Linked DNA regions of Mus musculus: region 1 is linked to region 2. Evidence: chromatin loops called from intact Hi-C (ENCODE). Cell type or tissue: left cerebral cortex. All regions are shown on one strand. Each heading gives the region's core, and the rest is flanking DNA. Links, peaks and the distances in the headings are about the cores only.

The links. A loop is a pair of places that touch in the nucleus more often than their neighbours do. Peaks named below come from ENCODE experiments on the same cell type or tissue, not always from the same donor. Only the 100,000 strongest peaks of a DNase experiment are listed, where the experiment ranks them.
Region 1: it touches region 2 in a loop (7-fold over the local background); 17 of 42 quality-filtered maps call a loop at or near these places.

What each region holds. Positions count from the first base shown.
Region 1 is chr2:66,952,790-66,969,522 of GRCm38, forward strand. No RefSeq gene overlaps it. Among named protein-coding and RNA genes, the nearest start is that of Scn7a, 180 kb to the left of the region's middle. In left cerebral cortex, for the core only: a CTCF peak has its summit at 9,509 (motif pointing right); a DNase peak (open chromatin) is centred at 9,513.
Region 2 is chr2:67,468,106-67,484,838 of GRCm38, forward strand. Xirp2 (xin actin-binding repeat containing 2) reads left to right here. Exons shown (of 9, transcript NM_001024618.2): 2 at 8,613-8,761; 3 at 14,141-14,278. The coding sequence starts at 8,705. Among named protein-coding and RNA genes, the nearest start is that of Xirp2, 30 kb to the left of the region's middle. In left cerebral cortex, for the core only: a CTCF peak has its summit at 9,868 (motif pointing left); a DNase peak (open chromatin) is centred at 9,856.

The DNA of each region.
Region 1 (16,733 bases), core at 5,320-13,319, 520 kb before region 2:
TATAATGTTATTTGTATTTCATTTTTTGGGAGATCTTTTCAAAAAGAATTTTTTTATTAGACATTTTCTTCATTTACATTTCAAATGCTATCCCGAAAGTCCCCTATACCCTCCCTCTGCCCTGCTCCCCAAACCACCCACACCTGCTTTCTGGCCCTGGCATTCCCCTGTTCTGGGGCATATGATCTTCACTAGACCAAGGGCCTCTCCTGAGATTGATGGATGACTAGACTATCCTCTGCTACATATGCAACTAGAGACACAAGCTCTGGGGGTTGGGGGTACTGGTTAGTTCATATTGTTGTTCCTCCTATACGGTTGCAGACCCCTTTAGCTCCTTGGGTACTTTCTCTAGCTTCATTGTGGGCCCTGTGTTCCATCCAATAGATGACTGTGAGCATCCACTTCTGTATTTGCCAGGCACTGGCATAGCCTCATAAGATATAGGTATATCAGGGTCCTGTCAGCAAAATCTTGCTGGCATATGCATTAGTGTCTGGGTTTGGTGGTTGTTTATGGGATGGGTCCCCAGGTAGGGCAGTCTCTGGATGGTCCTTCCTTCCATCTCAGCTCCGAACTTTGTCTCTGTAACAACTTCTATGGGTGTTTACACAATGGAGTACTACTCAGCTTTTAAAAACAATGAGTTCATGAAATTCTTAGGCAAAAGGATCTGGAGGATATCATCCTGAGTGAGGTAACCCAATCACAAAAGAACACTCAAGATATGCACTCACTTATAAGTAGATATTAGCCCAGAAACTTAGAATACCCAAGATACAATTTGTAAAACACATGAAACTCAAGAACAAGGAAGACCAAAGTGTGCCCTGATTTTAATTAGATTATTTGGTTTGTTGATTCTAGTTTTTTTTCCTTTAAATATATTTTGAATATTATCCCTCTGTTAAATATGGGGTAGGTGAAGATCTTGATTGTTGATCTTAGTGTCTATACAATTAATGTTCTGTTCAGGAAGTTGATTCTTGGGCTAATGCATTTAAGATTTTCCCCACTTTCTCTTTAATCATGTTTAATGTATCTGGTTTTATGTTGGCCCACTTGGACTTGAGTTTTGTTCAGGGTGATATATATGAATCTATTTACATCCTTCTACATGCAGACATCCAGTTAGACTAGCACCATTTGTTTAAAATGCTTTCTTTTACCTTTGTATAATGGCTTCTTTGTCAAAAATCGAGTGCATAATTCCATTGATCAACCTGTCTGCTTTTATACCAATACCATGTAATTTTTATTACTATTACTCTATATTTCATTTTGAAATCAGGGATGATGATACTTATAGAAGTTCTTTTACTGTATGGAATTGTTTTAGCTATTTGTTTTTTTTTCCTCCCTAAATAACTCTTAGATACCATATTATACCTGTCAGAATGGCTAACATAAAACACAGCACATTCTGGCAAAAGTATGGCACAAGGGAAGCACTCCTCCATAGCCTGTGGAAGGGGAAAATAGTACAACCACTTTGAGAATCTATAGGACAATTTCCCAGAAAACTCTTCTTCTTTTTCTTCTTCATCTTCCTTTTACCAAAGTCTTTGTATAGAATTAATGCTCAATTGCCAGTGAATGACATAGTAAATAAGTAAAAAATATAAATGAGAAAAATGAGTTGTAAAACATCTATATTTTTTTAGTTTAAATAAAGCAAGAGAAGAGTTGCTTTGAAACTAGAGCCTAAAGCCAAACAACTTAGTCCATAATTACTAGAGCCTAGTAACACATTGTTCTCATCTCATAAGCTGCAAAAATGTGTATTTTATAAGTCTAATCTATTAATTCACTATGTTGGGTTACTGGTCAATGATCAAGAATCTTTTATGATTATTTAGTTAACATTTCTACTTAGGGTTGAGAAGATGGCTTAGTAGGTAAAGGTGTTTGTTACCTGATGACCTAGTCTTAATCTCCAGAGTTTACAAGGTTGAAGAAGAGAACTGACTTCTACCAGGTTTCTGTCTTCCATACTTTCCTACAATACATGTGTGCACATATAAACACACACAGTCCCACAGTCCCACAATCCCACAATACAGATCTACACATATGAACATACACACACAACACACACACACACACCACATATTGAGCCACACATACAAACCCACACATATGCACACAAATACACACACACACACACACACACACACACACACACACACATACACACACACACACACACACACACACAAAACACAGAGACACATATAAATCCCAAATAAGTAAATAGAAGTACAATACTTCAAATTAGAACTTTAGTCTATATTACTGAATTTAAATAAAATTTGTCACATAATACTATTATTTATAATAATGGTCAGAGACTTTGACACACTTATGGACACTTGATCATTAACAAAGAAACCAAAAATATACAATGGAAAAAAGAAAGCATCTTCAATAAACAGTGCTGGTCTAATTGGAAGTTGGTATGTAGGAAAATGAAAAAAGACCCATATTTAGCACCTTGTACAAAGCTCAAGTTCAAGTGGATCAAGAACCTCAACATAAAACCAGATACACTCAATCTAAGAGAAGAGGAGTGGGAAAGAGCCTTGGATTCATTGGCACAGGGGAAAATTTCCTAAACATCACTCAAATGGCTCAGGTTCCAAGATCAAGAATTGATAAGTGGGAAATTCTGAAACTGGAAAGCTTCTATAAGGCAAAGGACATAGTCAATAGGACAAATCAGCAACCTACAGATTGGGAAAAATATCTTCACTAATCCCACACTCAAAGAGGGCTAATATCCAAGATATATAAAGAACTCAAGAAGCTAACCTCCAAAAATCCAAACAACCCAACCAAAGAATGAGATGTAGAACTAAACAGAGAATTCACAACAGGAATCTTGAATGGCTGAGAAGCACCAAAAGAAATGTTCAAAGTCCTTAGTCATAAGAGAAATGCAAATCAAAATGACCCTGAAATTCCACCTAACACACCAATCAGAATGGCTAAGATCAAAAACTCAGGTGACAGCACAGGTTGGAGAGGACATGCAGAGGGAGGAACACTCCTCCATTGCTAGTGGGATTGCAAACTTGTACACCTACTCTGGAAATCAATCTGGAGGTTCCTCAAAAAATTGGAACTAGATCTACCTGGAGACCCAGCTATACCATTCCTGGGCATATAGTCAAAAGATGTCCCACCATGCCACAGGGGCACATGTTCCACTATATTCATAGTGGCCTTGTTTGTCATAGCCAGAAGCTGGAAACAACCCAGATGTCCCACAACAGAAGAATGGACACAGAAAATTTGGTTCGTTTGCACAATGCAATACTACTCAGCTATTAAGAACAAGGATATCCTGAGTTTTTCAGGCAAATGGATTGAACTTGAAAATATCATCCTGAGTGAAGTAACTCAGAACCAAAATGATCTTCAAAAATGGTTTGTGGTCACTAATAAGTTGATATTAGCCAAAAAAGTACAGAATACCCAGGACACAATCCATAGAACTCAAAAAGGTAAACAGGCCAAAATGGCCCAAGTGAGGATGCTTCAATTCCACTTGGGAGGGAGAAGAAAGCAGAGGGCAGAGGGAGTGAGCAAACTGGGTGGGGGAGGAGAAGGGTAGAGGCAGAGAAAAAGGGAAACATGGTCAGGCATTGGAAGAGGGGGAATACCAGAAGTTAAGCCCCGAGGACCAGCAGAATGAATGGAAACATAAAACCTCGGAAGGTGGGAGGTGGGAGGTTGGGGATGTCTTGAAGGTAGCAGATACTTGGGAGGTGAGAGAATCTCAAGACTCAAAGGGAGGGACCTTGGATGAGATGCCCAAAAGTGGGAAGAGGGAGCTTGTGGAGTTCACCTCCAGTAGAAAGACAGGGAATTGGGTAGAGGGATGCCGTTGCCATCCCACGGTCAGGAACTCTGACACAGGCTTGTTCCTGTCTGGGAGAACTGCAAGGACAAAAACAGAGAAGAGATTGGGGGAAAGGAGATCCAGTGACCGTCCCAAATTGGGACCCAACTCAGGGGTTACGGGGGTCTCCAGGACCTGACACTATTACTGATGCTGTGGTGTACCTACAGAAAGGAGTCTAGCATGGGTGCCCTGAGAGACCCAACAAGCAGCTGGCTGAGATGGAGGCAGATAATTGCACCCAGTCAATGGTCTGAAGTCCGCAACTCCTGGGGTTGAATTGGGGAATGGCTGGAAGAGGTTGAGGAGGAGGGAGACCCTATGGGAAAACCAGCAGTCTCCAGAACCTGGACCTTCAGATCTTTCAGACACTGAGCCACTAACCAGGCTGCATACAATGACTGGTCTGAGGCCCCCAACATATATATAGGAGATGAGTGCCTGGTCTGACTTCAGTGAGAAAAACCGCATCAAGCCCTTGAGAGACTTGGGGCCTCAGGGAGTGGGGAGGCCTGGTGGGGTGTGTGCATATGAGGGTGGGGTTATGGGGACATCCTCTTGGTGATGAGAGAGGAGTAATGGGATGGGGAAATCTTAGAGGGTGGGTCGGGGGGGGGGATAACAACTGATCTTTGAGGAAAGATTAAAAATGGTAATAGTAAAAAAAAATTATTCCTAATAATAAACACTGGTTTGGAAAATCAAGATGATATAGCTTGAAATTTTCTTCTATTGTGTTTCTCCCTTTAAGACAAGGTCCCATTGGTAGAAGCTAGCATCCACTTATTATTCTAATACCTTGGACTCCTTTGTGCAAGATTACAAGGGTGCACCCCTATGCCTTGATGTAATTTTTTTTTTGAGGAAACTACCTTCAAAACTACCTTCTGTGTGAATTTGCACATCTTTTAAATATCTGAGGTGGGACAAGTGATAAACTTTGTCACCTACTTACTTCTTGCCTAAGTGATACATAGTTATTCTCCCATTAACCATTTATTAGCTGAATACATTTTGTCAAAGAAAAAAAATACGTTCAAACTAAGAAGAAAGCTTTGCCTTTGTCACCGTTCATTTGAGTTCCTATCTGTAGGTGTTTCTATGTAATTGAAGGACATTAAACCATTACATCTTCTGTGGGATGCTTTTCCTCATACTCCCTCTCTTTCATCTAGTGTGCTCAATCAGCTTTTATATGAATCTTAATGCATTTCCATCCTTCCCACCTGGACCAGATAATGAAACTGTAGTAATTCTATAAATATCCACAGGTTGCAAATCAGTTCTGCAAATGTTACTTTGTAACTTTATCTTTGATATCCCTGTGTTGCGTAGAACTCTCTCGTGCTCCTCTCTGGCTGTACTGAAGTCTTTATAATTGACTGTGCTTATATAATTGGAAGAACATGAAGATCTCATGGAAAGCAAGTACCATTCCTTTTATGTCCCACCTCTCTGTCTCTGTCTCCTCTGTCTCTGTCTCTGTCTCTGTTTCTGTCTCTGTCCTTATGCTTATAAAGGTATGAATTCAAGAAATTAAAGCGAACTGTTATTTTCTACTAGCACTGATGGGTTCTATGCAAGCGTAACAGTATCATTAAGTGTCAGGGATTGATTCTTGCCTATGGGATGGGACTCAATTTGAGGCAGTCACTGGATGGCCATTCCCTCAGTCTCTTCATTATCTTTGTCCCTTCATGTCTTGTAGACAAGGCCCATTTTGTGTTGAAGGTTTTGTGAGTTAGTTTCTGTCCTTATCCTTCCATTGAGAGTTCTTCCTGGCTAAAGGAAGTTGTCACGTCAGGATCCATGCTTAGGAGTCTTAGCTAGAGTTACCCCCACAACCTCTGGCACAACCTAAAGATTGATCTCCCAATCCTGCAAATCTCTCTTCTCTCTCCCCTACTCTCCCTACATGTGCTCCCCCCCAATTTCATATCCTCTCTTCCACCCAGTTACATCCTTCCATCAACTTCTGATACCTATTTTTGTTTCCTCTTCTGAGAAAGATTCAACTATTCTCCCTTGGACCCTCCTTGTTATTTGGCTTCTTTGGGTCTGTTGATTATAGCATGGTTATTCTGTATGTTATGGCTAATATTCACTTATAACTGAGTACATACCATGTGTGTCCTTTAATCTGGATAATAAAGGTATTGTTTTCTTTTAGGTATGAACCCATACCCTTTGTGACCACAACAGCCAAATCTATTCTGCAAAGAAGGGGATCTTCAAAGCAAAGGACTCCAAAGAGATGAAACAAAACCTTTACAAGTCGACAATGCCTTTTATCTTCCACACCATACTGAAAGTTCCCATGGTGTTGGTTTGGACCCTTACATTTCTCTCCCTCTTACAAAGCTTGTTTCATGGTTTTTGTTTGTTTGCTTGTTTGTTTCTTTTGTCTTGTTTTGTTTTGTTTGATTGCTTCTCACTTAACTGACCACAGTAAATTACATGCATTCATAGAAAAATTTGTATCTTTTTCTTTTACTTTATTACAGCAGCCCACACCTCAGACATAATCTTCAATTAATAAATGATTAGGCTGTATGGAAAACATGGGATATTACATAATACAGAAGTCCTAAGTTCTCTCTCCCTCCATATATATATATATATATATATATATATATATATATATATATATATATATACATATACATACATATTTATATACATATATTCATTCTATCCCCTGAAGCTATACAATGAGAAGACGGGATACAGTAATGGCTACCGCAGAGAAACAATGTTATTAAAGTCTACAGTATCAATATCTGCCTTGAGTTCTGGTATTGCCTGCTCTTGTGGTGATTCTCTCTGGATAGTTCTTACTTCATAGCTGTATGTGAGGGCTCTGTCAAGTCATGGTCATACAATGCTTCATATGGAACCCCTCTGAAAATTATTTTCTTCTGATTATTAATATTTTTTAATCGGTCATTTCTACATTATGGGATCATGCTGAAGGAGAAAGCAATAACTGAAAAAGTAGCTTTTTGGAGGATACAGAAGTGACACAGTGAAGGCAGAAACCAAGCCCTTCAATTCAAAAGTGCTGTTCCACAGGTACCAAACCGGAGTAAAATCCCCTGTAGACATGTAATCATGATGAGATCTAATGCTTACGTTTGTTTGTTTGGGCTTTTTCTGCTATATTTCACATGGAATATGATGTACTTTTTTTGATCTTCAGCTAATGTCTCTCAATAGTGTATAGGAACTTGGTAGTTTAGATAAAAGTTTGATTTGAAAGTAGATGCTAAGGATCAAAATAGTTCAGATGCCTAGTAGGAAACCTATATTGCTTTTTAGATGGTTTATTTTTTCCCCCAAGGAATGTAGAAGAATTTTAATCTAGCAACAAGGCTGCTCTGATAAGGTATTGCATCCAAAGATATGACTCTACTGGAATGCAGACATACTCTGGATTGCAGTAGCACCTGGCTGTAGTGTAGACACGCCCTTAGTGCACACCTTTCATCCCTAACAATGTAGTATAGACACGCCCTTAGTGCACACCTTTCATCCCTAACAATGTAGTATAGACACGCCCTTAGTGCACACCTTTCATCCCTAACAATGTAGTATAGACACGCCCTTAGTGCACACCTTTCATCCCTAACAATGAAGGTAAGGTTAGTTTGTAGAAGGAAGCAGCATGTTTGAAAGTGACCTCTTATTGAGGGGCAGACAGAGCAACCACCAGATATTGGACAGAGTGGGTCAGAGATAGGATAAATCCAACTCACAGGAGAAGAGAGGCTGCTGAAGAGGATGGAGGGGGGAGGGAGGGGGGAGGGAGAGGGGAGGGAGAGGGGAAGAGGGAGTGGTGGTGGTGGTGGTGGTGGTGGTGTGTGTGTGTGTGTGTGTGTGTGTGTGTGTGTGGCTGTGTGTGGCTGTGTGTGGCTGTGTGTGGCTGTGAGTGGTATGTGTGGCTGTTTTACTGAAAGAGGTTGCAGAGAGAACAAGCTAGATACAAATGAGGACAGAAACAAAATGAGATGGAGAATGAGAAAGAGCTAGATTAAATCATATTACCAATGTTATTATGAGGCCAGACAAAGCAATTCAATCAGAAGCTGAGAGAAAGAGGATTGAATTAGGTAGTTTGGAAGATCATATGGAGGCTAGAAGCTTCCAGGCCTCAGCCTAGGAATAGTTAGAACAGAGAAGGAAACTCTCTGGTTTCAGCCCACATCTTGGGTACAGTTCTTTTCCTATCCCTTCATCTGAGGAAATAAAAAGGACAATTACAAAAGAATCAAAAGTAGTTTAAACATAAATTCAAATTTTTGACCTGGTGTGTGTGTGTGTGTGTGTGTGTGTGTGTGTGTGTGTGTGTATTAAATATACATCACAGCTCCTGAATCAAATGGCTTAGACTCCTACTCTAAGGTGCTATGCCTCAAACTTAAGACTATGGACTCTATACACTTATAGTCACTACCAATTAGTTGGACTTTTGAAAGAATTTCTTGTATGCATTTGAACAAAGGTATTTTCTTAGTTGAAATTAAGTGTGTTAAGAGTCTTCCGAGATTAATTTGGTTTTATTACAAATAATTAATATAGTGACTAAAATTCCACTAAGACCATTGTGATTTCCTACCGTTTAATTTTGTATTCTTCATGTAAAAATTAACCCTACCAATTCATTCTTTATCTATATTAATTCAGTAACACTGAGGAAAGATAATTCATTTAATAATATTTTAAATGTCCTCTAATGGACACTTTATATAAGAGCAAAATTTCACAGATTTATTTTACCTTGTAGTTATAAGGAATGCCAAAGAGAAATTATTGCAATTATGACTAAATTTTATGAGTGTCTAACCAACAACTTAATTACAGCAACTCTAGTACGAAAATACAGTTAAATGCAATATATCAGTATATTCTGGGAATATTATGAAGATATAATCTTTGCTTTGCTTGTGACATTCCCTCAAAATAAATTACATAAATTCTAAAATTTAACATGACAATATAAAGTGTCAAACATTTTGATATATCGACAAAATATTAATTATTACATTAATTTTTCCAGTATACTGCTACATAAGAACTGCACTATTGCAAACACCTGTAAAATGAAGAATATTTTTTCATTTTTAATTGACTATTTTATTTATTTACATTTCAAATGTTATCCCCCTTCCCAGTTTTCTGTTCACAAGCCCCCTATTCCCTGCTTCTGTAAGGGTGCTCCCCCACCTACCCACCCACTCCTGCCTGAGTGACCTAGTGTTCCCCTATCCTGGGCCATCAAACCTCCACAGGACCTAGGGGCCCCCCTCTCAGTGATGCCAGATAAGGCAATCCTCTGCTACATATCCAGCTGGAGCCATGGGTGCCCCCCACCCCCACCCCGTACTCTTTGGTTGGTGGTTTAGTCCCTGGGAGCTATGGGGGTTCTGGTTCGTTGATATTGTTGTTCTTCCTATGGGGTTGCAAACCCATTCCGCTCCTAGAGTCCTTAAAATGTTAGCCAGTATCGATATTTATTTTCCATATAAATGTCTGTACAAACTTTTTGTAAGATAAACACCTTTCCCCATTTTCTTTTTGCTGCTTCACATATTACCAGCAGAGGGCAGCAACGCATAGACCGTGACACCTTGTTAGAGAGCAAGAATATCAGGGTAATCTGATCCAGTTTGAGTGTGGCTTGTGTGGCAGGTGACAGTTCTTTTGTACAGGTTGCTTAAGATTAAATATAGAGGGTCCGAGAGGCTCAAGAAACTCTATTTATTCTACCTATTTTGAGCTACCGCTGTTAGGCTTCATAATCATTGCAGGTGTAGAGAAAAAGATCACTTAGGCTCTTCTTGCAGCGAAAATACAGCCTATTGAGTAAACAGTTTGAAATTTAAACTGAGTTTCTAAAAGTAAGGAAGATGAAGGATATAGGCATGTTTTGTTTTATTTTAATTTGGGTATGTGTTCAGGTTATTGCTATGCTAGAATCATAGTATAATATGCCAGAATCATCACTTCCTGTGCGATGGGATTATACATTTAAAAAATGGCAGCTATGCTTAACAATCAATGCAAACAGGGCAATCTGTGTCGTGAATCAGTCTTCCTTTCTCCCTCCCTCCCTCCCTCCCTGCCTCCCTCTCTCCTTTCTTTCTTTCCTTCTTTCTTTCTTTCTTTCTTTCTTTCTTTCTTTCTCTCTCTCTCTCTCTCTCTCTCTCTCTCTCTCTCTCTCTCTCTCTCTCTCTCTTACTTCTCTGCTCCTTCTCAATGTCTTTAGCCTTTATCTTTTGTCATCACAGACACTAACCAATCGAAATCCTATCATTGTGGCACTCTATCAACGTCAAACTGGGCCAATCTCAGAAGAATCTACTGTTCGTTCACCCGGTGAAGGTATGTGAGTTTGTTCTGTGTGACAATAAAGGATGCTCAACAAAGTCAGGTGTATTGTTTTAGTGGAAGAGATATTGCACTGAATCATACAAGCAGCATCCACAGCTGTAGGGATTTTTCTACCCCTCTAACTTAGAAAATATTCATTATCTTAAGTTTGACAGTTGCAATAAGCTGAAAAAGGTAACAGGCAGAGGAAACAAGACTTTTTTCCCTCCTGTCATTAATACAAACAGGTTCAGTGTATGTCAAGAACAGCAAATCCAGTAAAAGCATCTTTAGGAATGTTCTCTTATCAGTCTATTCCTCAGACCACAGGACTAACAAAAAGTCTAGTTATGAGACAACTGCATTACAAATAGAAATCTTCTTTATAGTCTTCATCTAGTGAGAGCTCTTGAGGTCTGCTAAGAAATTTGGTAGACAAAGAACAACATGATGTTTTCTCACCAAAAACAGCTTTTATTAACCTCCTGGTGTTTGGCTCAGAGGGTTGTGATTATGATCCTGCTGACAACAGCCACCATCTGAGTAATGTTTTGACTCAAGTCAGGAAAGGCTGCAGGCAGGGAGGGTTTATACTGTTGAGGAAACAGCCAGAGAATTATCAAGAGGAAACCTGTGTTCTCCTCCGCTGTCTGCTGGTGATGTTACCTAACTAAGCAAATACCTGGTGACTTTCTGCTATGGGCTTCATAATGAACTAATTATCTCAGGTACATGGAGCGATGCATTGGAGGATTCACCTGCCCTTCAGGATCCTTGTTGTAGAGAGAAAGCTTACACAAACAGAACACAACACGATTTAAATGCTGAATTGAAGTGACTTCAGTCAAAAAGCAATTGTAGTTTAGATAGTAAATGATTCTGCTTGATGTCTATGGGAGAAAAGAAAACTCCTCGGGCATAGACACTCAGAGGATAAATGTTCTACCTAGCTGTCTGTTGCAATTTACATATCTCAAGCTGGTAAAATAAGAACACTCGTCCCATGGCACATATTCGTGCATTCTGAAAAGTAGGATTTTCTACTTTGCTCTTTTTGAAAATAAGGTAACAGGGATGTTGTGGGATGAAGTGATGAGTCTGGGACCAAATGTGTTAGGAGTTAGGCATGATATTTGAATAAACACACTGTTTTATTATTACTACTATTCTTATCCACAAAAGAGTTGTATGAGTAATTTAGACAATCCTTAGTTAGAGCTATAGGAGTAGTTCTATTAGATACTGCTAAATGCTAAAGAGATAAAAACAAAGCAAAACAGAGTGTCAAAGACTGTAGGCTCTCTGCACTGCCCTGACTGTAGTGACACAATGTAGTCACTGTAACTGAGAAAATGATAAAGCAAAGCATCTTTACAGCGAACATTTCTTCTTGAGACTAAAACTATTCCAATTTTTCCATTTTCACACTTGAATATGTAAGTTTCCCCAATGCCATCAAGTCTTGTACAATTCTTAAGGACCTATGAAATAGCTTTGATAAAGAAGTGTAGGTGTCCATCTGTAGAATGACCTCTTGTGGAAAACTTTGACCTCCCTGCAAAGGTCTAGTGTTCTGACTCAGGATGAGGTTTTACCATATTGGTTTAAGTCTAGCACAAGGCTGGAGCTCTAGTTTCCAGATGATAGCAAAAGGAAAAACTAACCTCTTAAGTTCCACCAAGGCAAGGTATGCGAATCCTTCATAATCCCTGCTTCACTTAAGGTCTGTCAGATGTTCTGGGCCAGAAGGCTAAAGATAGATGCTCCAGTGTTATAAAGAATATTGGGGACTGACCAGGCAGTCAGCTGCAGCTGTCTCTGCTTCTTCTGTAAACTTTGGAAGCTGTATTTCTGCTCTTCCTTCATACTCAAATAATATTTATTTCTTCCCAGGTCTTCTATGGGGTTGAAAAATAGTCATAGTCTTACTATAATCTTAAATTATTTAGGATTTCAAAAGATGATCTAAGCCTAAGAAAATGTTTTTAGTTTAATAATACAGATTAGGACAGAAAATGATTTAGGTACAGAGCTCTAAACTAACTAAGATAGGATAGAGGATAAAATATGTTATTTAAGTTGCCAATATAAATGGATTGGACATTATAAAGGTATAACATGCCTTATAGTTTTTAAAATTGCTATAGTCATATTTATTTTATATCTAAGAGGTAAAAGAGCCTTTTATTAGACTAAAAAAAGGGGAATTGTTGAGGTTTGGTCTTTTGCTCTGTATTGAAATGCTAAATGTTGTACCCTCAAGTACTCATTAACAAGAGAATCTGCAGGTAGACCCAAGTGACAGCATATGACCTTGCTCCCCAAGTTATCCCTGATTGATGAATAAAGATGCCTACAGCCTATAGCTAAGCAGAGTTGAGATAAGCAGGGTTTGGCATTTCCAGGTCTGAGAAGAACCATGAAGGAAAGAGGCAGAGGTGGGAAGAAGTAAAACACCATGGATTAGGTGAGTCATAAAAGCATAGCCATGAGGGCTGTCCAATTGAAGTTAAGAGTAGACCAGACAGAACATGGCAAATTATAACTTGGGATTATGGATAAGGAAATAGGACCTAACGATGTAGATGATAGATAATTAGCCAGCTCTTGTCCTAATTAAGGCTTATTATAAATATAAAAGCTCTGTGTCTCTTATCTGGTATAAGAATATGTCATGCCATGACACAGGGAACCTGCCAAGGTCCCAGATGCCTGAGAGCTGTGGCCTATATGAAGACAAGGATGGATGAGTCAGGGGAACCCTCATCCAGCCTGCCAGTGCCAAAGAAGGCCATTCAAATTCACAGAGGGTATGAAGTTGCCCTCGAATGACTTGGTCAGCCAAAATGGTGGCAGCCTTCTGAAAATCCTTACAGTTTCTTGAATCATCTCAAGAGGCATGTCTAGCGTAGAAGAGGATTTTCCCATAGGAAAAAAGATGAGAAAAAAAACTTAACTGGAAGACAAATACAAAACCAAATTTCAAAGACAGACCCAGCACTGTAGGTTAGACATCTCCAATGAGACCTGCCCAAGTCAGAAGGGGTAGTTTATAATTGAACCCTCTCTCCTGACTTGAAGAGCAATGGTGTGTCCAGTTTCTCTATTTTTGGAGGGAGGCATCAACAGAGGTCTAGACCAGACCAGAAACAAGGTCAAGCCAAGACAAACCAAGAAAAAGAAAGTTAGCTCCTCACAGAGGGACCAGCTGGCTTGGTGGTGTCCACACCTCAATAACTGAGGGGTGATAGAGTGTAGGGTATGATCCCAGATGATCCCCCTACATGTTGGGATCTAGGAGTCACCCACAGACCACACAGACTCTGGTCTCAAACAAAAAGATGGTGTATTGAATGCACACCCCAAGATTGATCTATCAGGGATGCAGTCTAGACTGAAGAGCTGAGACTGCAACCTCAAACATTTCCCAGGGCTAGTTTCTATAGGCAAAACCCACAATTAGCTCACATGCAGGTGCAGGGATGGTTGTGGGGTTGGATTGCTTTTTCTCAAGTGTTTTGGTATTTTTAGAAATACCAGTCCAGTCTGAAGTTTAATTTGACTGGTCCTAAGTAAAGGCTGCAGTTGGAATTTCCAAGAACAAACCTCAAAACATAACAGGATATGTGGTCAACTTGATCCTGTTCTGAGCCTAGTTATTTTTCTGTGTCAGCAGTCAAGCTATATTCAATGTCAGCAGTAATATGAAGTGGCTTGTGGTGCATGAGGCAAAATGGCTACAGTTATGCCAGGGAAGCAGGCTTCAATAGTACCAAGAGAAGTCACTACTTCTTTTCTACTCAACTTAACTACACTATAAGGAAATGATAGTCCAAATCATTAGGACACTAAAGACTTAAAAAAATGAAAAGTTCCTATCAGGAGCCTGATGAGTCATCTAATAAAGCTGTGAAAGTCAAGCAATGGAGACCTCAGGATGTTGGAGATGTCAGGACTATGAACATTCTCTGAGGAAAGCTGTAGGCATGGAGTGATGGATGCTTAAGAGAGGCTATGCATGTTGTGGAGTTGGAGGGGTAGTTGAGTTCTTCAAGTATTTGGAACCCTAACAATACCATCACTAGTTCCAGATGCATAACAGGAACTTTCAGCATCCCAGCTTTTTATTCCGGCTTTTGTCTGATTTTTTCCTTGCTATTCCCTTTAAAGTAGGAATATTTATCCTTTGATTTAAAATACCAATATTTTATTAAAGCATCTTATTTGTGTTTCTCTTCTAATGCTCACATATAAGGTACTGCTTTGATCTCAAAGGAAACATGGAGTTTTGAATTTTAAGCATTGCCAGGAATCTTTAAGTATTTGGGCTCTTCTGAAATAAGACTGAAGGTATTTTTGTGTTACTAGAAGCCATGACATCATGGGGAAATGAGCAGAAGGTTATTGTAAGATGATGATTTGAGTTCCCAGTTAACAAGAGGCGGAGTTGTGATGGTTAGTGTTAATTTACAATTTGACAGGATCTGGAATCACCTAGGAGACAAACCTCCAGGCACACTTGTAAGGCATGAACTAAATGAAGTTTGCCTGTGGTCATGCTTGTGGGAACTTATCCTGATTAGGTTAATTGATGGAAGATTTACCTTAAAAATGGGTGCCATTACTGTCTGGCTACATCCCAATTTAATCATGGTATGCAATATTTTTATTGTGCTACTAGATTTGATTTACTGAGGTTGTAAAGCCTTTATTTTATTTTACCTTTTTGCTCTGAAGGAAATTTTTACTATTGTGAAAGATAAAAAGAGAGTACATACTAATTCTTGTTGTGTTGAACAAGGCAATTGTCACCTGGGCTGCATTTAGATCAATGTATAAATCTGTGATAAGTGCTGGTCCTTTTAGTTACTATGTAATCATGCTCAGATTGCCACCTAGGACTACAGGTAGCAAGTAGAAATCTAGTACCTAGTCTAGAGTTGAGTGATCACATTATTACGATATGGGGCCTTTAAGATTTCTAGAAGATGTCATTGAACTTTATAATTTTTATAATTTTATTACCCATGTCGGCCAAATAGACAATTGCTAATCAGAGATACAAATTTTTGAACATTTTTTAGTTTCTAAAGGAATCATGGAGCATGCTGTTAGTGCAGTTCTCACTCTATTTGTGGGTAATGTGTTCCTACCATATTCTAGATTGGACATTCTATATTGTTTGGAATGTTCTTTCTCAAAAAAGTCATCTGGTCATTCCTAATGTTCCATTTATCTATCTATCTATCTATCTATCTATCTATCTATCTATCTATCTATCTATCGTCTATATGCCAGTCTACTTTTGCACCTTATAGCTCCTATGGATAAAGAGGATGTTGTAAAAAAAAAAAGTTGAATAAATCTTGGTGCTGTCGTTCCCCTGTACTGAGGCATATAAAGTTTGCACGACTAATGGGCCTCTCTTTCCACTGATGGCTGACTAGGCCATTTTCTGATTCATATGCACCTAGAGACAAGAGCTCCAGGAGGGTACTGGTGAGTGTGTAGGGGACTTTTGGGATAGCATTGGAAATGTAAATGAAATAAATACCCAATTAAAAAAAAATCCTTCCTGCTGTTCCTTCCTGCCTTTAACCATTTATGTTCCTGAATGAAAGACACCCACATAGCCTCTATATTTTAATATGCACTAAGCAGCACAATAACTGAGCAACCACATATCATCCATGCTGTTAGAATTGACCTCCTACTGATAACTTCAAGTTACTACTTATTACTTATTACATTCCATCTTGGCTTTTCTTAACTCCAATTAGTCAGTCCTCTAGGCCATGTTCTGTTAGCTCAAAGCCCAGCCAGGGTGCTCTCTTTGCTTCTCTATCCTATGGCGGCCCTGTCTCTACTTTCTCAGTGTCCTTAGCCTTGGAAATCCAACCCTGCCCACGTCTCTTCTCCCCAGCTATTGGGTGCTGGCATCTATTTTTATTTATTTATTTTTGATATTTTCTTTATTTACATTTCAAATTTTATTGCCTTTCACGGTTTCCCCTCCGAAAATCCCCTATCCCCTCTTCCCTTCTCCTGCTCCCCAACCCACCCACTCCCATTCCTGGTCCTGGCATTCCCCTATATTGGGGCGTAGAGCCTTCACAGGACCAATGGCCTCTCCTCCCATTGATCCTCTGCTACAAATATAGCTAGAGCCACAAGTTACACCATGTGTATTCTTCGATTGGTGGTATAGTTCCAAGGAGCTCTGAGGATACTGTTTAGTTCATATTGATGTTCCTCCTATGGGGCTTCAGTCCCCTTCGGCTGCTGGCATCTTTATTTACCAATTAGAATTAACTACGTAGGTGTCCAGTAGCTACATGGAGACTCCAAATCTTGGGGGGAGGGGGGGGGGAGGCAGCACTTAGCATTACCAAAAAAAAAAAAAAAAAAAAAAACAGCAAAAGACCAAACCTAAACAAGAGGACACAAGTATCTGGCAGAG
Region 2 (16,733 bases), core at 5,503-13,502:
TAAAAAAAGAAAGAATTCTAATTAGAGAAGACCTGATAAGGAGAACAGAACTGATACTCTGCACTGAAGTGAAGAGACACACCCTCATGGGCAAATACCTTGCCCATGTACAGTACACTTGTATACAGGGTTGGAATCAGGGGAAATTACAAGTATACATTCAACAGCATGATGCATTTGATAACAGTAAGATAAGGGGGTGAAGGATATAGGAGGAGTCTGTTCCTATGCTGGATACCACAGGATCATTTTTATGCTTCTGTGGCATCCACTGGCACTCATTTTTATGCCCTTGCCCTCCCTCATTGAGATAAAAACTGTGATTTATGCAAGATTGGGTTGGATATTTGCTCCTTCATTTTATTATCTACTTCTTGGTTTTATAATACTCAAATACAGATAAGAATATAAAAGACTCAAATTGGTTACATATTTGGCATGACAGGTGCACTTTAAATGCTTGGAGAGATGAATTTTCTTATTAGCTGAAATACATGCAAATATTAAAATTATAGAAAGAGGTACTCCTGCTAATGGATCTGAACCTATGCTCTGTCTAATGGATCATTTTCTGCATACAAATCCAAACTTGGTTATAGGTCATATATTTAGATTTGATAGAATTTAGCTTAGCACTTTCCCAACTCAATTCTAAATCAATTTCCAGAGTACTAAACAGTTGACTTCTTTGTAACACATCCAGAATAAATAGCAAGGCAGCTGCTATGTCAGTGTAAAAGAACTTGCCTTTTTGAAAGTGATAGGGCAAGGAGACAGGGATGGGTAGGGGTGCATGGAGGAATGACCGGGAAGGGGGAATAACATTTGAAATGTAAATAAAATGATTAATAATTTTTTTTTAAAGAAAGTGGTTTTTAAGACCCCTTTGGCCGTACAGAGATCTGGGGGAGACACCATCACATTCTTAGGACTAAATTGAAACTCTTAGTGTTGACATTATAGAAATTTCAGAGGAAAAAAGTTTAAGTTGGGTTTTCCTTCTAAAATGTTTAACTTGCTGCTGAACCCCGGAGTCTCTTTTGAGTCATAATCACCATGGCATAAGCCATTTAGGTGTTGGTTAAATGTTTCGTGACATCTGAACATGAACCAGTTCACAACAGAAGTTCAATGTATCAGTCAATGTTCTGTAGAAGAACAGAACGGATAGAATGAAATTTTTTTTAAGTATTAAAAGGGAATTTATTAGATTGACTTACAGGCTGTGGTCTGGCTATTTCAACACTGTCCATCTCCTTCACAAAAGTCAAGAATCTAACATTCAGCCCATGTGGCCGGATGGCTCAGTTACTCTCCAGTATATGTCAGAATCCCAGTGACTTGGGCTCTAATAACAGAGAAGAAACGTCTCGATCAAAGAACACATGAACATGCCATAGAGACTGAAAACAAACAGGCATAAAAGTCAAATCTCCTTTCTTCTGTGTCCTTTTATCTGAGCAACCACCAGAAAGTACAACCCAGATTTAGGATGGTTTTCCTACCTAACTGATCCAGCTAAGAAAAAAATTCTCAATATTTCCCTAGCTGCTTGGGTTTTAGTAGAGTCCAGATATGGTCAAACTGATAACTGATACCAGTCATCATAGACCTGTCCTTGACTTTTCCTTCAAGTGCTAACTAGGGAAGCTTCTTCTTTTTTTTTAATTAATATTTTTTATTACATATTTTCCTCAATTACATTTCCAATGCTATCCCAAAAGTCTCCCATACCCTCCCCCCCCCCACTCCCCTACCCACCCACTCCCCCTTTTTGGCCCTGGCATTCCCCTGTACTGGGGCGTATACAGTTTGTGTGTCCAATGGGCCTCTCTTTCCAGTGATGGCCGACTAGGGTACTGGTTAGTTCATAATGTTGTTCCACCTATAGGGTTGCAGACCCCTTCAGCTCCTTGGGTAATTTCTCTAGCTCCTCCATTGGGGGCTGTGTGATCCATCCATTAACTGACTGTGAGCATCCACTTCTGTGTTTGCTAGGCCCCGGCATAGTCTCACAAGAGACAGCTACATCTGGGTCCTTTCGATAAAATCTTGCTAGTGTATGCAATGGTGTCAGCGTTTGGAAGCTGCCTTGTCTGGACAGTGCTTCCTGACAGATGACCGGGAAGAGAGACTAAGCCAGGGAACTAGCCGAGCATTCCCAGCCACTGCTCCATGTGTGCAGCTCATCTGCCCTGTGACAAGGAGGAAGTTTTAAATCTTTCTGTATCTTTGTTTCCTTGCCCTGAAAAAACAAAAGTAAAAAATAGTCTAACCCTCAGAGCATGAGCAAGAATATTAAGTAAAATGTCTGACTTTATGCTGGCCTGTGCTTGGTTTTCACTTGTAAATCAGTTTTCTCATAGTTCAATGATGTTAGCATTTTCCTGGCTTGTTGGCAATCTTTATTGAAATTGATATTTATTTATCGAATTGGTTGTTCGAAAATTAGTTCCATCACTAATTTTCTTTCCTCCTACAAACTGTCTAAACTATTTGATCTTGATTTTTTTTTTTTTTTGCATTTCCCACATCCAGTTCCAGTTTTCTTCCCGCTATAAACGTTGTATAATTGTTTTGTTGTTGTAGTTTGAGGTGGGTTTTTTGTTTGTTTGTTAATATCAGGACATTCTATTGAAACCATTTTAAAATGCACCCTGGTCTTCTACAGATTTTCATCATCTTAAAATTATTTAACTCTTCAACCCAACCTGCACTTCATTTCCAGTGTGATGAGGAGTGAAGATCTCTTAATGATGACCTCAAAGTCACTGCCCACACTTCCCCACACGATTGCTTGGCCTTGATGCTGTTGCATCCTTACTGCATCTCCTTCTTACACACATGACATAGCAGGCATTTCAGATACTGTTCCTGGCAAGGTCCTGCTGACATCACAGGAGGCTTATGTCTGCCTGCAAGCTCCAATGTACTTTATACGTGTACACTACTATTTGGGGCTATAAATGTCTTCCTCCCAGGAGATGAGAGCTATGTAGAATAACGAAGACACCCTATGTTCATGTAGATAAACTGAAGTAAGCCCTGTTAGTTACATCATTAAAATCATGTATTCTTAATTTACTCTTACAAAAATGATAGGTAATAATTTTAGACACCCTTTCCTAAACTTTTGTTTTTCTTATTGGTGATGATGAGCATAAAGGTCCACAGTTACTAGGTAGGTACTGCATTTCATCAATAGGATGGATCTCTAAATTATTCTGTATAATTCGTTTCCATGAAGACATTGCCTCCAAAGAATATAGTTTAGAACACTTTTCTTTATTTGCATTTAATATATTTCAGCCAAACTTTTCTTGTTAAATCATTTTAGATTTATTGTCTGTTTCTTATGAGTTTATTTTTAAACTCAGTGTTTCAATATTAAGTTTGTTATTAATTCAATAACTAACACATTTACTTTTACATCTATCTTCACATGGAAGTACTATTTAAAGAGGCCTTTCCTTGTTTTTGCCTTTTTTTTTCTTTTAACATGGATAATATAGATGGTTTTATTCTTTTCCTCATTATTATCAGTTTAGATTTACATTGATTTTTGTAGGTAATCACACAATTAATTTTCATTAGTTAATAGGTGGTTCTCTAATTCTTCATGTTTAGTGTATAGATGAAAATTTTATAAACTATAACTACATAATTATATAACTATATAACTATAACTGTAATTATATTTTTCAGACACTAAGAGTGTCTGAATGTTGTTATTTAATCACAGACTCTCTTACTGTTCCTTTCCTGGACAATTATAAATTTCTGATTGCATCATAAACTTGAAATTTTCACAATCGTTACCAATAAATGTGTATGGTATTGATTAAGTTAACTTTTGGATTGTGTTAACTATTTCCATTTACATCGAAACTTTTCAACCACATATTTCCCCTACTATATCTTACCATGTAGTGTGTATAGCTTAGATTTCCCTCTGTTCTCTACGCCTGTCATCTGCTTTCATGCTATAGCTAACATGTCACTCATTTTCGATCTATAACCTGCCTTAGCACTGTCATACTGCTTATGTTTTTCTCAAGTCTCTGAGAAGTTTTCTTGTCTTTTGATTTCACCTTGATCTCTCTGCTGAGTTTGGCTTGACTTACACCAGTCTCCCAACCTACACACTAGCTAACAGGTCACTGAAATAAAAAGTTCAAATATTTTCCATTACACTCTATAAGGTTTTTGTTCTCTCAAACCTGCTTTCATATTAGTGAATATTGATACCAGTTGTCTACAATAACAGTTTTCATTGTGACATTTAAATATAGTATACACTTTTCCATCATCCGTGTTGTATAGGGGAGGGGTATGAGTCACATAAGTTTCAGTTATATGTAAATAAGCCAGTTTAAAAGTGTCTAACGTCTGGTGCTTGTATTTCAACCCATAGAATCTATTGCTTTATTATGCACTCATCACTTCTGTAATACTTTTTCCAGAGCTATGGTTTGAGAATATGCCTGCAATATTTCAAAAGCAATAAGAAGTATTACATCTAGAAAACATGCTGACAAGAAGTCTGGCTTTATAAAAGAGACAGTGACAAAGCACTTGTCCCTGTGAACCCTGCCACATTGGGCATTTTATGTGCAGACATTTTATGATTCTGGCAGCATTACTGAGTAGCACATTGACCCTGAATTTATGTATCAGGCTGCTGGCCTTTAATTCACATTGCTACTGTATAAAGATATTTGGACTGAATTTGCAACTTTTAATATGGTGAAAATAATTTCTGATAAGACATGCTTGTCACTTTTTGTTTTTATTCTAAAATGTAATGGATAAAAACTGTTTAATTCCAAACTGGAAACTCTCTGGACAGCTAAGTGACAAAAATTCATACCACATACGGGAATGACCCCTTTGGGGTGATTATTAATGAAAGTCACATCATACCGCTATGTACTCTACCTTTGACCAGAGACTCATGAAAGTAGGAGAAAACCCAGGTTGAAATGATTTCGTTGATTTTTTTCCTTATTGTATTTCGTGTCTGGCAACTAAGATTCATTATTGTATCACCTCCAAGGAACCTAAGATTGGTAAAAACACAATCTTCTTTAACCAATTGTTTCGGTGTGAATAATTGGCCAAGAATCCTCTGAGTTTAAATATTGTACCAGTGTACTTTTAAAAACTGCTGCAAATGTGAACTCTCAGTAGAGACAGATATAATGCTTTCCTGTGCCCTGGGAACAGAATGTCAGTTGGGTTTGCTTATTTCCCAAACTTGTAGAAGTAAAGCTTATGTGTAACCTCGAGTCCCATGATATTTTGTGAGGCAATAAAGCAAGAATGGACATGATGACCTGAATTTTATGTATTATGAAATGCATTATATTACAGAAGAGATCATTTACATCTTTTTTTCTAAGACAAACAGAACACTTAATGAAAGGCCTTCTTGTCTTCAGTGTCTGATAGTTGTCTTCATGACAGATTTTATTTTTTAATATTTAATTTTCTTTCAAAGTTATTCTGTGTGTTCTTTTTTATGTAGTTTATTGTGTCACATAAAGAATTAATGTGTTAATTAATTGGCAATTGGATTGGCATAAGCAATAAAGGAAACTGGGTGTATTCAGAGTATGATGGATTCTAAGCAGAGCAGTAAGATTAGTTAGCGCTGGGAACAGCAGGGGACCCACCATCATCCTTGGATGAGGCTTTACTGTCCTGTACAATGAATCACCTCTAAAGCCAATGGACAGAAAACATCTAACAATAGTGTGTGTGTGTGCGTGTGGGTGTGATGTTAGTACTTACGAGGCTTCCTAACGGGGCTCATTTCAATATTTGGGGTTTCCTCTTCTTCACAGGACACTTAAACCTTTCAGCTTGTTTACAGCAATCATAATCATTTTTTACTTTTCCATAGGCACTATGTGACGACAAACTTATTTGTTCTTTCATTACCTTCTGCTTTGGAAAACATTCTAAATTCGTTTGTGCTCTTCTCCAGACTCTGTCTCACCCACTCAGGGTCCTTACAGCTCACTCTCCTCTCTTCTTCCCTACACATCCCTAAGGAAACACCTGTCTGGTCAAGGCTGAAGGCCTGTGTTAGATGTGATCAGCACCACTTTAAGAGTACCTGGTGCCTTGCAAAAGGAAAAGGGAGGGAGCAACATTTTGTTGCCCCGTGAGGAAACTGGCAGGTGTTGACTTAGAAGATTGGCAAGCAATGTGGTTTTCTGTTTGCTCACTGTGATTTTTATATTCCACGCCCAGAGCTGAATATGCAGTTGCTTATGAGCAATGGCAAGAAAGATTGGAAAATACATCAAAAATGCAGCGGTGCCTTCACTGCTTAAAAGGCCACTGGGCAACTCAGAGCACTCAGGCCACTGATTGCTTTAATAATAACTTTGAACATTTTTCTAGGAGTTGAAATACGACAAGAATTGAAAAATTCATCTGTAAACACTCAGTAAATTTTAGCAAAAATAAACAAGCTAGGTTAGGCTAAGATCGACCACAAATAGGTGAAATTTTTGACTATTATAAAAGATACTATTTATATTTATTATGAAGAATGTTTAGTGATATCACAATGAGGTGAGACCAGTGCAATTGAACATAGCCAAATCTATCTGTGCAAATGTATTATACACTCAGAAAAATTAGGATATCTCTACTTTAGCATGGTGATTTGTAGGAATCATTTTTCGCAGAAACATTGCACACTTGTATAAATCAAATTTTGGATGGCAGTTAAATTTCAAGACAGCTGATATTTGAGAATACATCAGTGTACTGCAGTCAATCACAGTGCTTATAGAATAGAACTTCTTGATACCCTATAGTTTATATCTTGTAACATGGTAAACAAAATACCATGTTATTAATTTTATTAATTAATTTATTAAACATATTAATTCTTTACTTGAATAAGAAATCACAAACACCTACACAGGGAGTTGAAATGCCAGTTGTTTTAACTATTTTTGAGCCACAGAAGTTGTTCTTATCAGCGATTGTGTAAATAAATCTTGAAGACACCCCAAAAAATTAAAAGTGAAGAACCCAATTAAGTATCTTAGTGTGGAGGCTGAGGAGAAATGGGAAAGAAGGAAGTGGAGTGACATGTTATTGATGGAGTGATCTAGTCTTGGTCCAAAGTGATTATACTAAATCAACCTATCTAATAAAAGATGCCAAAGATACATACTTTAGTTGTCCCAGAAGCTACAAGCTCTAAAAGAGACAAGCTTGGGGTCCATGGCCAGGTGGTGAGTACATACTCACACATTTATAGACACACACATGAATGCATATGCACATATGTGTTCACACACAGAGACACACATTTTCTTTATTTTAAGATGTATTTATTTATTTATGCATATGGGCATATGAGCATGTTGTTGCTGACACACCAGAAGAGGGCATCAGATTCAATTGCAGATGGTTGTGAGCCATATGGTTGCTGAAATTTAACTCAAGACCCCTAGAAGAGCAGCCAGTGCTCTTAGCCACTGAGCTATCTCTCCAGGCCCCCCCCCCAACCCCAGACATACATTCAGTTTCAAAAGAATAGTAAACCAACTAGCAAAGTGGTAGCAGAAAGCCACTAGATTAGATAAGAAAACCTAGCTTTAAAACCAGTTCTAGCATATGTGAACTATCTAACAGTATGTAGTCACATAGCTATGAGAGCCCTTATGTCCCTTTCACTGGAAGGGAATACTGAGGTGCGTGTTGTCTTTTGTCTAAGGATGTGCTTAGATTGGATTAGTCACAAGGATCCTTTGGCTTCAGGCTACCACCATTCTGTAAACTCGTAATTGGTTCTTTGCTCTGGTACCCCGGAGTCCAAGTTTTCTATGTTGGGCAAATGGTTTAGTAGGAAAAAAAGGCCAAACCCATTGATATGCATGACAGATGAAGCTGTTCCTAGTGATACTGTTGTTGTTTCTTATGTAATATCTGCCTCGGAATAAAAGGAAAGCATCTATAATCTGCACCCTTTCTTTGTAGCTACATGTACCTCCTTCTTGGTTGAGTGTAAGGAAAAACACAAAGAACAAATTTTCACTTGCTAATATTCCAACTGTATTCAAACCTGCCCCTTAGGAATTTTGTGATCCTGGGGAAGTTTTGTGTTGATGTTTGTGGTTGTTGTTGGTTGTTGTTGTTTTAACTACTATGTATTTTTCTTTTCACTCATGTAAACTTTAGGAAATAGCATCTATCCACAAGGTTGCTAGAGAAACCATTGAGATGTTTCTGTAGTGTTTAGCATGAATGCAACATATAATGATTGAAGAATGTTAATTATTAGATTACACTGTGTTAATAAGTCACCATTTCTCACCATGCTAACTTCAAAAGTAGAATAGATGAACAATAATGATTTTTGTTGTTGTTTTTGTTTTTGTTTTGAGTATATCCTTTGGTATGCACATTTAACTTTGTCCTGGAACTCTGGAGAAAAGAAACTAGCAGAGAAACTTTGTAAGTGGGATGAGACTTTACAGTTCAGGTTTGGAGACCAAGGACTCTAGAAGCCGCCGCTGTTCATAAGTTGATGCTATTTTCTTCTCACACTGACACCTATCTGAAAATGCTACGTTTGTTTTCAGTGACCTTTAACCTTACTAAGCCCGGAGACGTCAGTACTGCTGGGAGTGAGGACCAGTCGGATCTCCTGGAGGCGCTGTCCCTGAAGGAGAGGATGGCAAGGTACCAGGCAGCTGTTTCACGGGGTGACACCCGCAGCTTCTCGGCTAATGTAAGTACCTCTGGCCATGTATGCTGTCTGTCTTCTTGCTTACTTTTGAAAAACCAGAATAGTACTAGTTGAAAATCAAAACAGTTAAATAGTTTAAAAACAAAAACAAATACTAGGCTCTGGGATATTTTTTTACAGCAAACAAAATTAAAACGGAAATCTAATTGAGAACTTCTGACTTGAAGCCTCGGTTGTGCTGTTTGATGGTTGCATGAACCGGAGTTATTCTCTTGACCGCTCCCAGACCTTCAGTTTTATGCACTGAGGAATGGGAATAATTATCTACCACATAGGGGTCTTGGGGAAGAACCAAGGAGATAATTTATGTGGAAGGCAGGAGGCACTCCGTAAATGTGTTGATATTGTCATCATTACCAATTAACCTATAGCTATTCTCCTCAGGAAGGTTGAGAATTCATTTCAAATCTTAATAATGTGGGCTTATGTGCTGCCCTCCTTGGTCGTGTGTATCATTCATTTAAATTCTCTTGCATTATAATTTCTTTTGCTTTTCTCGGTATGTGCTGAATCCATTAGGAGAAGCTTAATCAACACAGAAATGAGAGAGATTATCAATGCAGGCACTTTACTAAACCAATTATGATTATGAGAAACTCTGAGATTCAGAAAGATCACCAATTTTAGCACCAACTCATAATAAGCGATGTTCAAAAGAATTTGTAGGATTCTATAATCTATGTCCTTCAACTTAATGAAATATAAGAACATTCCTTTATGATTGTAATCCCCAATTTAGTCGTGTGTGTGTGTGAGAGAGAGAGAGACAGACAGACAGACACACACAGACAGACAGACACACAGATAGACACACACACACACAAACAGAGAGAATCCCAAAGGTAAGATTTAAAAATAGCTACTCAACATTTACAAATTATTTAGAGGCAAGGCTCACTGTGCCAAATTCATTAACCGTCCTGCAATTGCAGATGACATTTAAGTTTTTACATAGTCATTAAAATACATTTTAGATAGCGCATAGATTTGGAATGAGGTAGAGAAGTGACATGAGTAACTAGACCACTTCACAAACATTATCAGCTCAATACTGCTTCCAGCTAGTCTTCTTAGTGAGCGCCCCCTGCTGGAGATTTAAAGACGTGACTACAAGGTCGTTCTAAATTACTAGGAAAACAGCCATCATCATAATGTATAAAATAAAGAGGACAACAACCAAAAGACTGATTTGCAAGCTACCAGACTTTTTCTAAGACGAAAAAATGCCTCATTCAATGCTTGCTATTGAGTAAACAATGGTGTTACTTTAGGAAGACGTAGATCATTTCCCATAAGTGGATAATGTCATAAAACAGATTAGTACCATGATATGATTTGTATTTCTAACGTGCTAAAAATTAAAAAATTAAAAAAATAAAAAGTAAATGTTTAAAGTGGGCACACATCCCACTTTTAGGACAAAAAGTTTCTAGTAATCAACAACGGTCCTATAGACGATGTTAATTCTGTTTAGTTATTATTGAGCTCTTTTGTATTTATTCTACTGGCTACCATTGCCTAGCTGTTAGGAGAATAGACATTACCCTGGTGTCCTCTGTGTGTGATTATTTTCTGCTCATTGTGGGGTTTGCACCTTCAAATTGGCAAAATATAAAATATTACAAAGAAAGAAATGCTGTGACCTTTAAAATCTAACAAGAAGAAATTTTTTGGTAGTGGTAAACCAACTGTTTGTTCTTGGAAAACAATCTATCAAGAATTTAGTGAAATGAAGCATATTTCCACCATTTTGATGTTTTGTTTTTCTTTTCAAACAATATGCTTTGAATCAGAATAATTTCTAATGTCCATATACATCCAATGGTTTTTATCATAGTTATCACAAATGAGGTGAAACAACCCAGCCTGCCTTCAAGATTTAACTCAGATCTCACTGTAAACCGGAAATAGTTCTGCCCCCCGATTCATAAGTTGTAAAGAATGAGGTGTTGGGTTTGATTAACGTCGCATGGACTGTGGTATCTGGAGGCTATTAAATGTCTTACTTAGTCTTTATTCTGTTGGTATAAAATAAATAAATAAGTAAATAAAATGGATATGAATAATTTAATAATCCTATTCAATAAACGACAGAAATTAGGACTGGTGAGAAAAATCTTCTATATGAAGATTTTTATAGACAAATTATAGACATAGAATTTAGTGAAATTATTTTCAAAGGATTGCACAATTATAAAATTAAATTTTGAGATTCATGATACCAATGCTTTCTTAACTATATTTAAAGTTCCTTTTTCATAGAAGAGACTATTATGGCCCTCAAACTATCATACTCAATTTGTCTCAAATATTATGAACAAGAAAATACTGCAATCCTGAGCTCACAAAAATCCCAGTAAATATAGAAATAAAAGTAAAATAACACTCTTGTTTTTCGGTGTTTATCAAATTCTTCACCACTTAGCTCAATAAGGCCACTTGTGACTCTCTACACAGCTGCCACAAACATTGCAAGTAGAGAATCTGGAAGTCACAAATTTAACCCAAACTGACTCCAATATGTCTCAGACTTGCTTGAACACCTTACAGTGACCAACAGTGTCCTCTCATGTTAACTGCCAGCTGGCAATGGTGACTCTACATACATGTGGTGCTCATGGAATAGGAGTAGCCTGTGAGCAGCCCAAGAAGAGAGAGGGGAGTAATATGTATAGAGTAACAAATTAAATGCCAGACCCTACAGTGTGACTTTGTTCTCTTTATCTTTTTTAACACAGTCCATAAATTTGTAAAAATAAATGTTGCTCTGTGATACGCTTTAATCAGAACTAGCACTAAAATCACCATTTGTCCAACTTCCCAAACTATGTTGTTTCTTGTTAGTCCTGCCCGCCCCCCAAAAAGCCATTCTATGTCATTGATTAGGACTTACATCTTAAATTGATGACCGTGTAATATATTTACCTAGGTTTAACTGTTGAGCATTTAGATTAACTCATTATTATCGACACATCCATTAAATTCCAGATCTTATTTCCCAGCCCAGACCTGAGAAATGGAATACAAGTAAGTATAAAAAGATTTAGCACAAACCAGTCTAGTGATGAGGTCAATAAAAGTAACACCGATTAGCGGCAGCATTCTGAGCATGGTGCTAAGCAAAGCGAGAACACTGGAATGACCCTGTGAGCAGGTGCCACTCCAGCCATGGCCACAAACTGCATGTGCTGCCATCTCATTTGGGTGGACCTTCTCTATAAGAAGGCTACCTAAGCACCATTTTTATCCTCCATGGGGGAGATCTATCTGACTTAGTTTGGCAAACAGCTACAGTGTGTCACCGTGGCACCAACAATAGCAGAGGTAGCACGGTTTATAAGATCATGAAGTCCCAGCAGCTGTCTTTACTTCTGTATGTGTGATATGTCTGCTCCCAAAGCAGATGTCAAAGGAGAGGGATGCATATAGCTCTGTTTCAACCCATGTGGTAGGTAAGAGGCAAGCTGTACAGTTGGTACTTCTTTGAATAAACGATTACTGGAAGAGTATCCAGTTTTTGACACAATAATAATGATGAGGTTTAAAAAATTAATTTGCATTTGATTTTCCATTACTTCTAACTTTTTTACATATGAAAGATCTTGACAATAAATACATTAATTCATTTAATTTAAAACTTATATTTTGCTTACATATGCTCTATCTAAGGAGGACATTTATTCCAAATAAATGGCAGGTAGGGTTCAAGGAAATATTGTGGCCATAATTGACACTTCTGTTCCTTTACTTTCTAAAATTTTAAAAATGGATCCCAAACTCCCTCGTGTCATTAACAGATAACAAATGTCAGGAATAATGTCAGTAATTGAGTGGGAATTACATGTAAAGTTCTGAAGAACTGCAAAGTATATATGGAATACATAGAAAGTAGGCAACTGTATCTCTTCCCATTGAGCAAATCCATTGTGGAATGATTGAGAACGCATGAAGCCAGAGAGGAAGTTGCTATGGTAATGCAAACACTGCAGTGTTTGACGGGAGCTCACATAACTCCACATGAGCTCAGACTAGTGCTTTTGTATCAGTTCCTGAGACACGTGTATTTCTTAAAACCTTTTAAGAACCCCCATATTTTGGTTGAAGATTTCAGACCCTCGGGTACCCAGATTCTTTTAGATGTGACATTGTCCATCAGGATCCCTGTGACCCCTGTGCTGCACTCCCTGGGCTATTTATATCAGCACTGGTGCAGACCTCAGGAGTCCTGCTGTGGTGTGAAATGCCACGGAGTCTCCATCCTCTAGAAGCTTCCCAGGCAAAGGACTTGCATGGCTCATGTTGCTTGTCCCCTGGCATCCCATCTGGGCTTGAGTGCCTGCTGGGCTAAGGAAGTGGTGGAGTCATCAAGACCAAAGCCCTAGGTTCTGTTGCATGTCCCTGTGAGCCCTGTGTGAACTGGCAAGGTTCCTTGGTGCCTTGCAAGTTCATTCCCAAACTATGTGCTGAGATCAGTTTTCTCATCTGAAAATATGTCCTTCTATTCAAATCTCCTGTTCCTGCCGCTTGGTCCTGACATGCCAGTGCTCAAAGCAGAATTGAGACACGACAGTTCTGGTGAACGGTAGCTGTTTTACCTGCCTATTCGTAGAGCTAGCAATTGAGACAGACAGGTGTCATTCAGATTAAGATTCAGACAGACAGATTTAATACCGTCACTTAATGGCCTGCACATGAGGACATAAGATGTTTCACATCTCTCAATCTCAGGCTCTTTAGATTAAAATGTAGAACATTGATGTCTGTGGCTCACAGGATACCACAAAGCATGACCTGATGGAGTATGTATATGAACGTATGCAAACTGCCCTGCCACTTATGGAGGTACCTCCATAAGTGGCTGTTTTTACTGACAGTTTCAAGCAGTTTTACATAAGACCCTTTATTTGGTGTGTCCAAAATAGCTGAAATAAAATTTGGTGTTACTAAAAATGATTCTTATAATTATTCATGATAACGTGTCTGCTGCCTGTACAGATGTTTGAAACATCAATGACAGCTTTACTTTGAGTTATAATTTATTTCGTTATTTTCATGCCCACCAGTCATCCTCCATATTATTGGATTAATACAACATTCAGTCTAATCTAGACATCAAAATGTGTCTTAAACAGGGTGATTTTACTCAGTCAGTGTTTTCAAGGCACAATATATAAAACATCTGGTAAGTGGCAAAAACAACAGGAAAGTTTAGTTTTAGTGGAAAGCTATGGCAATGGTTTTTGTGTTAATATCTCTTTTTTGTGCTCTACCCACAAAGGATTGCCAAGTATAATGAAAGAGTAGCCCAAGCATACCATATCTGCAGGTGAAACCCTGAATTACCTTCTTAAATCACCATAGGTCATGGAAGAATCAGATGTGTGCACCGTGCCTGGTGGTTTAGCCAAGATGAAAAGACAATTTGAGAAGGATAAAATGACTTCAACCTGCAACGCCTTTTCTGAGTATCAGTACCGACATGAGAGCAGAGCTGAGCAGGTAACGCCTCTGCGGGTGATATGCAAACAACTTAGAGTTGAATTTTGCTTTCACCAATGTAGAAACACTCCCTCTCTGGTGATAGAATAATTTCCACTGCTCATTTAAAAAAAAATGATCATTTAGAAAATCGTTTAAGCATATTGATGTGTTGGTTTACTTAGAATATTTTGCCATGTGAGCTGTGCTAGAATGTTCTCTTCCAGAGTCTTACGTTCCAGACATAAATGAAAGTTAAGTAGTATAACTTACTCAACAAGTAAATAGAAATGCTGAGAGCAGTGTTTGCATGCAGCCTCTACTTCTTGGTTGTGATTCAAGACAAACTATTTGCTAGCTGTTTGCATCACTGGAATATGTAGCATTATTCAGAGTTTGTTGTGGGGAGTTTTATCTTGTTTTCTTTAATCATCAAACGTTAAGCAATAGAACCCAGATGTTACATAAAAGCACATAATTTGACTTCTGGTGTATAAAACTTTCCCACTTCATTACTTCAGTATCATACATCATCAAATATTTTCATGAGATATAATGGTTTTTAAATGTGAAAACCCAAGTCATAAAATGCATCAGACAGACCTTGTCACTCAGAAAATTCACAAGTTTAGTGTAAACAGCTGTACTGTAGGCCTTTGTTTCCCATGAGGAAGGAAGTAACTGGGATATAAAATTTTGCAGTAAGAAACAAAGAGGGTGTGTTTTATTTTCTAAACCCTGGAGAAAATGCAGAGCTAAATAAATTTTATAAATATGAACCAGTTGAGTGCTATGTGAGGCAAGTAGTTAAGGTGTCAGGTGAAATAATTGAAAGTCCAATACCTTAACAATAGTTTTCCAGTTATAGCTTTATCTGGTGAAACTGTAATATACTTAACTAAATATGTTTATGGGAGCAATTCTTTCTAATGATGCTTAAGGGGATAGAGTGTGAACAAGGCAGTAAGGCATGATGTACTCGTGATCTCGTGTACAACTATTGGAACACAGGAAACAGAGTGACTCAAGTGTAGACAGTGCATTTAACTGAAAGATATCAAAACATAAAATATAACTATGTTAATAACTTGAATAACTAACTCCTCACAGAAGCAAGACTATGTCTATAATTACTTTATTATTGGGTAAAGTACATTATGTGCCCAGATCACAGGCTTTGTGACCCATGTCAGAGCTCAGTCCAACGTCTAACACTCACCTACTGAAGGGGTTACATTTAGAGCCACCCTCATTGGCCCCTGCCCTTTGCAGTTGCAGAAGACTTTTCCACCCTAATTAGGAGGGCCTTGTGCTTAGTTTAACAGTATATTCTCTATTCTGAAATTTCCAATTGCTTTTGAACAAATAACCCCAAGTTTTCATTTTATCTGAATATCTATATTATTGTGGAGTTGTACTCACATCTGGAAGCATAAAATTAATCCACGATTCACCCAAGTCTTGTTTCACAGATGACTAGTTGGTTTCAGGTATGGTGTATGAATACTGACTCGTACTGTTCCCTAATCATTAATTAAGTGTTTGCAAAAGTTTAAAAAAACAAATGATGTGTTAGTAACTGGAAAGTTGGCAAAGTATGGCCTCTCTGAAGTGGTCAGGGCACAGATATTAGAGAAGGATCATGGTTCTTGCTTCCATCCTTTTTGTTATCTATATAACAGCAATGTCTTTAACTTCTTGGTGACTTCCTTTCTTTATTTATAAAATCAAGATTATTATAGCATATGTCCCAGGTTTATTTACAAAAATAAATCGATATCCATACAGATTAAAACAAAGCCTATGGCTTGAAGTGGGGTAGATCAGTGTTGAAAAGTATATACTGTTTTTACATGGACATCATAACACAATGTACTCTCCAGTTCCTCGGACTTATCCCCTTCTGGCTTCCATAGGCACTGCACACACATGAAGAAAGCTACACACACACAGACAGGTGCACACACACACACACACACACACACACACACACACAGAGAGAGAGAGAGAGAGAGAGAGAGAGAGAGAGAGAGAGAGAGAGAGAGAGAGAGGAGAAAGGGATGGAGGGAATTGAAGTAGGCAGCCTTCAACATCCTGCCTTTGAGTAGAGGACAGCCTTTTATCATTGAACAAATTTTTGTGGCCAGAGTATAGTAACTGGCTTACTTACTGGCCATTTACTATTTACCTATATAGACATTCTCAGCATATGTTTATCAATGGACCTTACATCCTGTGGAAACCAAAGGAAACAATGCAGAAGACTTCTGTGTGCTTTTTGTGAGTTACTACAGAGATACATTTGTGCTTTGTGCTGTGAAATAACAAAGCACATGAAAGCAATAAAAACCACACACAGAATATTCAGATCTAGTTACCTGTCTAAGCTTCAGTTTCACTAACCACATTTAGCTATAGTAAAAATGTCTAACAGTTTCCTAGTGATAAACACATCTAAGCCACCACAATGCACTTT